2 separate regions of the Homo sapiens genome follow, and region 2 is linked to region 1. A link is a loop called in an ENCODE intact Hi-C map of the cell type or tissue named here. Cell type or tissue: heart right ventricle. All regions are shown on one strand. Links, peaks and the distances in the headings refer to the core of each region. The heading gives the core; the rest is flanking DNA. Region 1 holds the start of LOC105372802 (a long non-coding RNA gene). Region 2 overlaps ERG (ETS transcription factor ERG).

Region 1 (5,386 bases), core at 223-5,222:
TGTCTCTGTGTGTGTGCATGTGCGTGTGTGTGAGAGAGAGTGATGGGGGAGCCACTGGTTCCTCACAACTTAAGTCCCAGCTGTCATCTTAACTTTGTGGATGGTCAGCAGGCAGTTTAAAAACAAATGAAGGCACTGATGCTGGGCACGTTCTGTTCAGAACTGAGGGACTGGCTGGTGCTTTGGCCACAGCTGGGCCTGGCCACATTCCTAAAGAGGAGCCACAGCTGGCTGGACTGAATGAAACTGGCTGGGCCTGTCCCAGTTCCCTCCTGTCAACTGCTGTTGAGAGAACCTCACCCATCCCAGGGGAGTCCCAAGTTCAAGTCGAACTCTGGGCTCTTGAAGGGCTCTCCTGGACTAGCCACTGACACAGCCAGTATTGCTCTCCCCTGATACTCCTGGGCTCTGTGGCCGGCTTCATTCATTCATTCATTCATTCATTCACTCATTCAGTAAGTGCTTGTTGAGGGCCATCACTGACACAGTCATGAGGGAATCCTGGGGTTCCCCTCCCAGTGTCAGCACTGGGGCTCCGGGAAGATGGCTGCCTTCCATCTCCAATGCATTTTAATTTCTTCTTTGAACAAACCTGCAAAGTTACTGGTTGATTGAAAAAGGAATATTGGCACAAATGAATTAAATGACGCATCGGGGTCACCGAGCAGTTGGGGATGAAGCCAAGGTCCCTGTTATCAGGATGCTGCATGGACTCTTCCCTTCGGAGAAATATCACGAAGGCTCCCCGCCTCCAGCGCGCGCCAGTGGACCCCTCCTGTGAAGCAGAGGTTAGCCCTGCACTCAGGGTCCTCAGTTCCTACCTAAGCCAGCTCATCATTAGCAATTCGTATTGTGCATGCTGGCAATGCAGAGCCCAGGGGCGCTTTTTGTCGAGCCAGCGTCTTTTATCTGCAGTTGCACCCCAGCGAAGCTGGGACCGGAATGTACGACTGTTACAGGGTCCGGGCCTCCTCCCATCTAGTTTGCAATGCCTCTCACATGCAAAGGTTATGTTTGTTTCCTTTTAAAAATAGCAGACGAGCAGGTGACACACTGCCTTAATTATCCTTCTGTAGAACACATTGAAAACTAGCCTCCCTGTTCTACTGGCAGAGCGAGAGGAAAATGTATCCTAAACCGCAGTGGGTGAAGCCTCTTCAGATGTCGGTCAGAGCCTTACCCACACCCAGCCCCGCCCGACAGCCGTGAACACAGACAAACAACTGTCACCCATTGACCTCACGATTCCTTGGTATATGAACCAAAGTGGAAGCGGCGAGAAAAGGAAATACTGCAGATATTTTTAAGTAGAAGCAAAGGCAGGAAGAGGAAAGTTGCAAAATTGGTTATATTTCTTTTTGCTTAAGTGCATAATGTTTGGATGACCAAAAAGTCAGTGTAAATGTATAATAAGATTATTTTCAAGGAAATCTGTATATTAAGTTTTAAGGCCTATTTTACTTCATATATACATAAAGTACCATTTTTAGAAGTGCTATACTCCATGCATATTCCAAAATACTACACGTTTTTTTTGAGAAAGGAAGGGACCGTGAGGCTTTTTTCACATCTGATATATTACAGTATAATCCATATTCCTCCTATAACACTTAGTTCTGGAAAAGGATCTACTGGTGTCTGAGTTTAGGCAGGCACTAGCACTGACGTCAGTATTGTGTACAGAGAAAACAAACATACTCTACATTTACCGAATTTGATGCAACTCACATTTGGGAACATATTGAACAATCTAAAATTATTGTAAAGTGGTAAATTTTTCAGGCTTTAAAATCATTAACAGTGGCATAAAACAATTATACAATTTCCATGGACAAATCTCACCCCCCCAGATTTATGCCTTTAATCTTATATTCAGATCTGTGTAATTCATGTTTGCTCCTAAAACGTGTATTTCTTTATGTTCTATAATAATGAACAATCCAAATTTTTCAAAAAAAAACACCATTTCTGCATTATAAATGTTAGATCTTAATTTTAACAAGTAAAAAATGAGACCACTTTGTAAAATAATGTCAATTCAAGGAATTTAAATCAAGAATTAGGCACACTAGTATTCTCTCTAAAGGCCTTTTTGAGGGGCATTTAGCACCCTCTAGTGACAACAATTCAAGCCGTTCAAAGGGAACTTCCCTGCACGACTCATGTCTGGTTTCTAGCTGGCAAGTCAACAATGCAGTGTAGTTCTTTAGGCAGGAGGTGGTTGCTTCCTAAAATCCTTGAGGCAGGATTATTTTTGTAGCTGTAAATAAAGGCTGGAATAATCTCCACCAGGCAACCGCGCAGTGGGAAAACCATGATTTATCCCTATCGGCTATAATATTCTTTGGCTTATCATGGCCAGTCCACTCAGAAAGAACATTTCTAGTACTCCTTGAACACTGCAGCCTTTCCCAAAACATGTGCTGAGATCTGTGTGGGCATCAGATGACAACAACAAATTTACTGATATCATCATTTCAGTTCAGGTCGGTGCATTTAACGGGATTTAACACATTTTCATAAGAGTGAATTGGAAAAGAACTGGCCTGCCTTCACTTCAGCTGCACCTCTGTGTCCTCTGCGTTGCTTGCAGTGGGAGATAATACAGTGTGGAGAGGGTGAGGTGTGGAGAGGGGGCGAGGGATGAGGAGGGCTCAGGTGGAGAGGATACCATGTGGAGCGTACCATGTAGCAGTTACTGCGCTGAGACAGACTCCCAGTGTCCTGTGCTCCTGACTTCAGGCACGGGTATAGGGCTTCATTGCATCCGCAGGTAGCCTGGTGATACTCATGCAAATATAAATGAATTTGTGGCAAAGATTTTTTGCCTTCGCTTCATTTCTGATTCCATTTGTGATGGAAATAAATTAGTAAATAAATCATCAAATGAGGTGATGCTGAATTAAAGCCCACCTCAACCGAAAACTAAAAGCCAACTTTAGAAAGCAGCAGGAAAAATTATTAATGCAGGCTTCTACATCAATTTCTATCAATTGAATGCTATTATAGTGCCACTTATGATCTTTCTTTAAGAAGTAATCTGTATTTTCTTTAAAAATAATTCATAAAATAGTGACAGATTAAGACAAAAATAAGTGATGCTGTTTAGTATCTTATAGGTGAGATTGACACACTTCTTAAAAAATCATTTAAAACTCTGACTAGAATCAAAATCAAAATTAATTTCAACAACCTGGGATAAATTCTCAATTTGGCCAAGGATGGTGACAGGGGACAGTACCTGGGAAAGGATACTTTGGATCTGAGTCGGGGGTAGAGTGGGATGCCAGTCAGATGCTTTTGTGAATCTTAATTATATGCCCTGTGGGCATACGAAGCCTTATGGGCACCAATGGCAACGTGATGTCTGTAGCATCTATGCTCAGATATACCCAGTTATACGGACAAAGAAGTTGAAACTCATTTAATGGTTTCCAAATTATATGGAGAAGCCTAATAATTGGAACAATACATTTAAAAGTTATTTTAAGCTAAATAATGGTGACAAAATAATTACTCTCCTCTTAGGTTTCTTTCTTAAAACCACAGATAATACATTGACCTATTTGGAGTCCTTGATAATGGTTTTAATATTCCTGCATTTTTAAAGTCATATGGAGTTGAGTAAGAGCAAAATTGGCCTAAACTTGAGAACGTGTGGGATGCTTATGAAATTGTGTTTATTGAAATCATTGCTCCATGGGAGCTTATAGAACTGAACTGACGTGTGCTTCAGTATTAAGGAAATTGCAACTTGGTGTTGAGAAGTTGAGGATTTGGTATGTGATAACAGTTTCCTTGGTTTCTATTAGTTCAGATCAACCAAGAGACTGAAGAATACATTCACCACTTAGAGAAAGTGTTGAAACAATGGTTATTTAAATTGTAATTGGATTATTTCTTAATGTGCTGCTGGGGGATATGGCACTCCCCTACCCCCCCACACACACACCCTCATACACACACTCACACACTCATACACACATACTCACATAGTTGTATCCAATGGAGTGAAGCTGTAATCATGAAGTATGCTGTGAACAGAAAAACCGTCCTTAAACAGCGCTGACTGGGTGCCCTTGAGGGCTGAGAGTGTCTTCATGCCGCGTATGTTCTCAGGCAAATCCTCCGACTGCTGCAGATGGAAAAGTTCCATGGAGTGCTGGAGTTTTCCATTGTGCGGCAGCCCCAGATGCTTGATTCTTATCTACAATCTCAGGCATGTTCCTGGCAAAAACCCCTGGGACATCGTTCTTGCGGGGCTCTCATGAATAATCCAAACACTATGCATTTTAAATTCATGTGTCATCTTAAGGACAATATACAGCACTTTTGTCCTATTGTTTTGTCCTTAAAAACCTGCGTTTCATGGGTCGCTCCCAGGCTCTGAAGTTTTATGTGTGCAGAATTTGAGGAGACTGAGATAGGCTTCCCGAATGCCGAGACATGCGGTGACTGGATAGAGCCCTGTAATCCTGGCTTCCTGAGTGCCCACTGGAGTTCCTGGCAGGAAAAGGCCATTAATATCACCTGAATGGATTAATGCCGCATAGATGGCCTCCACGAAACTCTTGAGCGTTTCTGGGTTTTCTTAATAAAATGAAAAAAAAAAAGAGCTCTATGCTTGCTGTAGACATTTAAAAAAGAACAGGCATTTGGGCATGCTAAAAGGTTTGACACCTACAAGTATTGTGGGCTGCACTTTTTACAGAACATGCCTGTATTTTTCAGATATTTACAAAAATGAACAACATTGCATGTTACTTACATATTTTTATATTAGGATATAATTTATGTTTATTACAAATTTATGTTTTGAAAATATAAGTGAACCAAAGAAGAAGAGGGGAAAAAACAAAAAGCTTCTCTGCCATTGGTATTATAAGATATAGCTGTCAATATTTTTACTTTGCCTTTTTATTTATTTTTTATTTTTTGACTATTACAAAAGGTTATTGGCCGGGCGTGGTGGCTCACGCCTGTAATCCCAGCACTTTGGGAGGCTGAGGCGAGTGGATCACAAGGTCAAGAGATCGAGACCATCCTGGCCAACATGGTGAAAACCTGTCTCTACTAAAAATACAAAAAATTAGCCAGGGTGGTGGCGGGCACCTGTAGTCCCAGCTACTCAGGAGGCTGAGGCAGGAGAATGGCATGAGCCCAGGAGGCGGAGCTTGCAGTGAGCTGAGATCACGCCACTGCACTCCAGCCTGGGCGACAGAGTGAGACTCAAAAAAAAAAAAAAAAAAGGTTATTTAACAAAAAGTCTAATATGAAAACATACATGACCTAATTTTTACATATAGTGAAACAGGCCCTTTGGAGAGGGGACATGGGTTTTTCTGTTGAACAGCCATTATTTATACTCATTCCAAAGTTTCTAATA
Region 2 (5,386 bases), core at 14-5,013, 120 kb after region 1:
GAAGGAAGCCGGGGAAGAGATCCAAAGACTCTTGGGAGGGAGTTACTGAAGTCTTACTACAGAAATGAGGAGGATGCTAAAAATGTCACGAATATGGACATATCATCTGTGGACTGACCTTGTAAAAGACAGTGTATGTAGAAGCATGAAGTCTTAAGGACAAAGTGCCAAAGAAAGTGGTCTTAAGAAATGTATAAACTTTAGAGTAGAGTTTGGAATCCCACTAATGCAAACTGGGATGAAACTAAAGCAATAGAAACAACACAGTTTTGACCTAACATACCGTTTATAATGCCATTTTAAGGAAAACTACCTGTATTTAAAAATAGAAACATATCAAAAACAAGAGAAAAGACACGAGAGAGACTGTGGCCCATCAACAGACGTTGATATGCAACTGCATGGCATGTGCTGTTTTGGTTGAAATCAAATACATTCCGTTTGATGGACAGCTGTCAGCTTTCTCAAACTGTGAAGATGACCCAAAGTTTCCAACTCCTTTACAGTATTACCGGGACTATGAACTAAAAGGTGGGACTGAGGATGTGTATAGAGTGAGCGTGTGATTGTAGACAGAGGGGTGAAGAAGGAGGAGGAAGAGGCAGAGAAGGAGGAGACCAGGGCTGGGAAAGAAACTTCTCAAGCAATGAAGACTGGACTCAGGACATTTGGGGACTGTGTACAATGAGTTATGGAGACTCGAGGGTTCATGCAGTCAGTGTTATACCAAACCCAGTGTTAGGAGAAAGGACACAGCGTAATGGAGAAAGGGGAAGTAGTAGAATTCAGAAACAAAAATGCGCATCTCTTTCTTTGTTTGTCAAATGAAAATTTTAACTGGAATTGTCTGATATTTAAGAGAAACATTCAGGACCTCATCATTATGTGGGGGCTTTGTTCTCCACAGGGTCAGGTAAGAGATGGCCTTCTTGGCTGCCACAATCAGAAATCACGCAGGCATTTTGGGTAGGCGGCCTCCAGTTTTCCTTTGAGTCGCGAACGCTGTGCGTTTGTCAGAATGAAGTATACAAGTCAATGTTTTTCCCCCTTTTTATATAATAATTATATAACTTATGCATTTATACACTACGAGTTGATCTCGGCCAGCCAAAGACACACGACAAAAGAGACAATCGATATAATGTGGCCTTGAATTTTAACTCTGTATGCTTAATGTTTACAATATGAAGTTATTAGTTCTTAGAATGCAGAATGTATGTAATAAAATAAGCTTGGCCTAGCATGGCAAATCAGATTTATACAGGAGTCTGCATTTGCACTTTTTTTAGTGACTAAAGTTGCTTAATGAAAACATGTGCTGAATGTTGTGGATTTTGTGTTATAATTTACTTTGTCCAGGAACTTGTGCAAGGGAGAGCCAAGGAAATAGGATGTTTGGCACCCAAATGGCGTCAGCCTCTCCAGGTCCTTCTTGCCTCCCCTCCTGTCTTTTATTTCTAGCCCCTTTTGGAACAGAAGGACCCCGGGTTTCACATTGGAGCCTCCATATTTATGCCTGGAATGGAAAGAGGCCTATGAAGCTGGGGTTGTCATTGAGAAATTCTAGTTCAGCACCTGGTCACAAATCACCCTTAATTCCTGCTATGATTAAAATACATTTGTTGAACAGTGAACAAGCTACCACTCGTAAGGCAAACTGTATTATTACTGGCAAATAAAGCGTCATGGATAGCTGCAATTTCTCACTTTACAGAAACAAGGGATAACGTCTAGATTTGCTGCGGGGTTTCTCTTTCAGGAGCTCTCACTAGGTAGACAGCTTTAGTCCTGCTACATCAGAGTTACCTGGGCACTGTGGCTTGGGATTCACTAGCCCTGAGCCTGATGTTGCTGGCTATCCCTTGAAGACAATGTTTATTTCCATAATCTAGAGTCAGTTTCCCTGGGCATCTTTTCTTTGAATCACAAATGCTGCCAACCTTGGTCCAGGTGAAGGCAACTCAAAAGGTGAAAATACAAGGTGACCGTGCGAAGGCGCTAGCCGAAACATCTTAGCTGAATAGGTTTCTGAACTGGCCCTTTTCATAGCTGTTTCAGGGCCTGTTTTTTTCACGTTGCAGTCCTTTTGCTATGATTATGTGAAGTTGCCAAACCTCTGTGCTGTGGATGTTTTGGCAGTGGGCTTTGAAGTCGGCAGGACACGATTACCAATGCTCCTGACACCCCGTGTCATTTGGATTAGACGGAGCCCAACCATCCATCATTTTGCAGCAGCCTGGGAAGGCCCACAAAGTGCCCGTATCTCCTTAGGGAAAATAAATAAATACAATCATGAAAGCTGGCAGTTAGGCTGACCCAAACTGTGCTAATGGAAAAGATCAGTCATTTTTATTTTGGAATGCAAAGTCAAGACACACCTACATTCTTCATAGAAATACACATTTACTTGGATAATCACTCAGTTCTCTCTTCAAGACTGTCTCATGAGCAAGATCATAAAAACAAGACATGATTATCATATTCAATTTTAACAGATGTTTTCCATTAGATCCCTCAACCCTCCACCCCCAGTCCAGGTTATTAGCAAGTCTTATGAGCAACTGGGATAATTTTGGATAACATGATAATACTGAGTTCCTTCAAATACATAATTCTTAAATTGTTTCAAAATGGCATTAACTCTCTGTTACTGTTGTAATCTAATTCCAAAGCCCCCTCCAGGTCATATTCATAATTGCATGAACCTTTTCTCTCTGTTTGTCCCTGTCTCTTGGCTTGCCCTGATGTATACTCAGACTCCTGTACAATCTTACTCCTGCTGGCAAGAGATTTGTCTTCTTTTCTTGTCTTCAATTGGCTTTCGGGCCTTGTATGTGGTAAAATCACCAAATCACAGTCAAGACTGTGTTTTTGTTCCTAGTTTGATGCCCTTATGTCCCGGAGGGGTTCACAAAGTGCTTTGTCAGGACTGCTGCAGTTAGAAGGCTCACTGCTTCTCCTAAGCCTTCTGCACAGATGTGGCACCTGCAACCCAGGAGCAGGAGCCGGAGGAGCTGCCCTCTGACAGCAGGTGCAGCAGAGATGGCTACAGCTCAGGAGCTGGGAAGGTGATGGGGCACAGGGAAAGCACAGATGTTCTGCAGCGCCCCAAAGTGACCCATTGCCTGGAGAAAGAGAAGAAAATATTTTTTAAAAAGCTAGTTTATTTAGCTTCTCATTAATTCATTCAAATAAAGTCGTGAGGTGACTAATTAGAGAATAAAAATTACTTTGGACTACTCAAAAATACACCAAATTCTGTGCCTTCTTTTTATCTTTTAACCTTGGTTTAAAGAAATCTTGTTGACTCACACCTGTAATCCCAACACTTTGAAGGACAGAGGCGGGTGGATCGCTTGAGCCCGGGACCAGCCTGGGCAACATGAGAGTACCCAGTCTCTACAAAAAAATAAATAAATACAAAAAGCCGGGCATGGTGGTGCACAACTGCAGTCCCAGGAGTTCAAGGCTGCAGTGAGCTGTGATCACGCCACTAGCCTGGGTGACAGAGTGACACCCTGATTCAAAAATAAAATAAATTTTTGACAAAGCAGCCCAGATTAATGCTATATAGAAACAACTAGATAAACTTTTCTAACTTGTAATTTTAAACTCATTTTACTGAGTAAAACATCATTATCTTCTCACAAAAAAATGTTAAACTATTATTCTGTTGGAGAAAGTCATAATATTACCTGATTATAATTAGTGCTAGAATATGTGAATTACAAACTTCTGCAGGAAGCATGTTATATGTAGAAACTTTATGGAAAAAAAAAATGGTTTTTTCATGTTCTGTAGCCACATGGCATGTTTCCTAAAGAAGATAATACAGAAATAGTAGGTAGGCAGAATTTCATCCTGATATGACTTCATAAAACAATCTGGAGATGTTACAAGTTTATGACTCATGACTCATTGAATAAGCACAGCCAAACAGTACTAATTAAAAAATGGATGCTCGTCTAGAAGGGAGGTCGCAGGATTAAACCCCAGGCTGCGGCCCTTGAACTTACTTGGTCATACTTTACTCAGATGAGGATACAGAAGCTATCCTGATCTCAGCTCCAAATGCCATGGGGCTGAGATGACAATAGGTTATGTGACACATCCAGGATGCCAAAGAACAGGCTGAGGTGACGGGTTAGATCTTGAAGGTGTTAGGACCTCCATCCAGTCCTCCCCAAAACATCTGGGAGTTTGATGGAGCAGCAGCACATGTGAAAAGACTTCAGCGTTTTGGAGATGACAGCAATGAGATGTAGAATAGCAGCTTTTAATGAGCCATGACTAGGTCAGGTGCTGTATACACACTGCCTCATTACTCCTTCCAACTGCCCCTACGGTACACTTAAAAAAATGTCTTGACAGATTGAACAATTTGCCCAGCTCTGCAGCGTAAGAGGTGCAACAAATGCTTGTTCCAGGGCTAGTTAATTCCAAAAGCTTTTTCTTAATCTTAAGCTATTTTGCCTCATATGGACAGAAAATTAAACGGGAAGGTGACATGACTGCCCAATCTTAGGTTGCATTTTCTGAAACAGGTCACAAACGAGGACTTATTTGTTATACATTAGACTGCAACATCAATTCTGGGCCTACACTTAAAGAGGGACATAGGACAGTTAGTGCAGGTTCAGTGGGGAGAGACAAGGGGAATGAGAGAACCCAGGACCATGTCAAGTAGGGGCTGTCAGTGTCTCTGCTGAAAGTGGGATTACCCTTATCACCCATTGATTCAGGACCCAGCACAGTGCCTAGCAATATCAAGCTGTTGGAAAACGTTTGCAGCTATATGCATGAATGAACATCCAGAAAGGTAACATCTGGACTAAAGGTGGGCTCAGCAGGGATGCCCATTGGCCAAATTCAAGAGAAAGCTTTTTAGAAGTTGGAGGAGGTCCAGATGGAATGGTCAGCCTTTGTCCAGGAGTTCCTGGATATGAGGTGTGCTTATTTAACAACCATGCAACTATTTGCCAGGTGTTTGGCAGCACATGGACTACATGGCTATTTAGGTCTTCTTCGGTCCAGTGCAACTTGGGTTCTGTGAAATATTAAGTGTTGTCCATACATAGAAAGTCAGGGGTGAGAGTCTGAAATCAGTGATGGCTTAGTGGCCTCACTCTTGATCAGTGCCAGTTTGTCCTAAGAGTCAGCAGTACATTAGGGCTTTAGACATTACAGAGACAGTGGAATCACCCCAAATTGAATTATGTTGTGGCTCTGTGTCTCTAAATTGATTGGAGTCCAGTCTGCTTGGAGATTAAAATACATCCTATTTTCTCAGCACTGCAGGGCCCAGGTGAATGGTGAGAAGCAGCCAACTGATGGGATAAATGAACTTTGCTTTCATGTTTTCTCACTTATGAGGAAGACCACCCCC

Evidence for each region. Peaks named below come from ENCODE experiments on the same cell type or tissue, not always from the same donor. Only the 100,000 strongest peaks of a DNase experiment are listed, where the experiment ranks them.
Region 2: it touches region 1 in a loop (2.4-fold over the local background); 12 of 110 quality-filtered maps call a loop at or near these places.

What each region holds. Positions count from the first base shown.
Region 1 is chr21:38,502,596-38,507,981 of GRCh38, reverse strand. LOC105372802 (a long non-coding RNA gene) reads right to left here and starts at 4,164. Exons shown (of 4, transcript XR_937712.3): 1 at 3,993-4,164. It also overlaps a transcript of ERG not described here and the pseudogene SNRPGP13. RefSeq lists an enhancer at 405-905. In heart right ventricle, for the core only: a CTCF peak has its summit at 2,108 (motif pointing left); a DNase peak (open chromatin) is centred at 2,170; H3K4me3 peaks cover 2,746 bases; H3K27ac peaks cover 2,341 bases.
Region 2 is chr21:38,377,897-38,383,282 of GRCh38, reverse strand. It overlaps ERG (ETS transcription factor ERG), which reads left to right. Exons shown (of 10, transcript NM_182918.4): 10 at 1-3,247. Among named protein-coding and RNA genes, the nearest start is that of LINC01423, 35 kb to the right of the region's middle. In heart right ventricle, for the core only: a CTCF peak has its summit at 2,684; no DNase peak of the experiment used is centred there.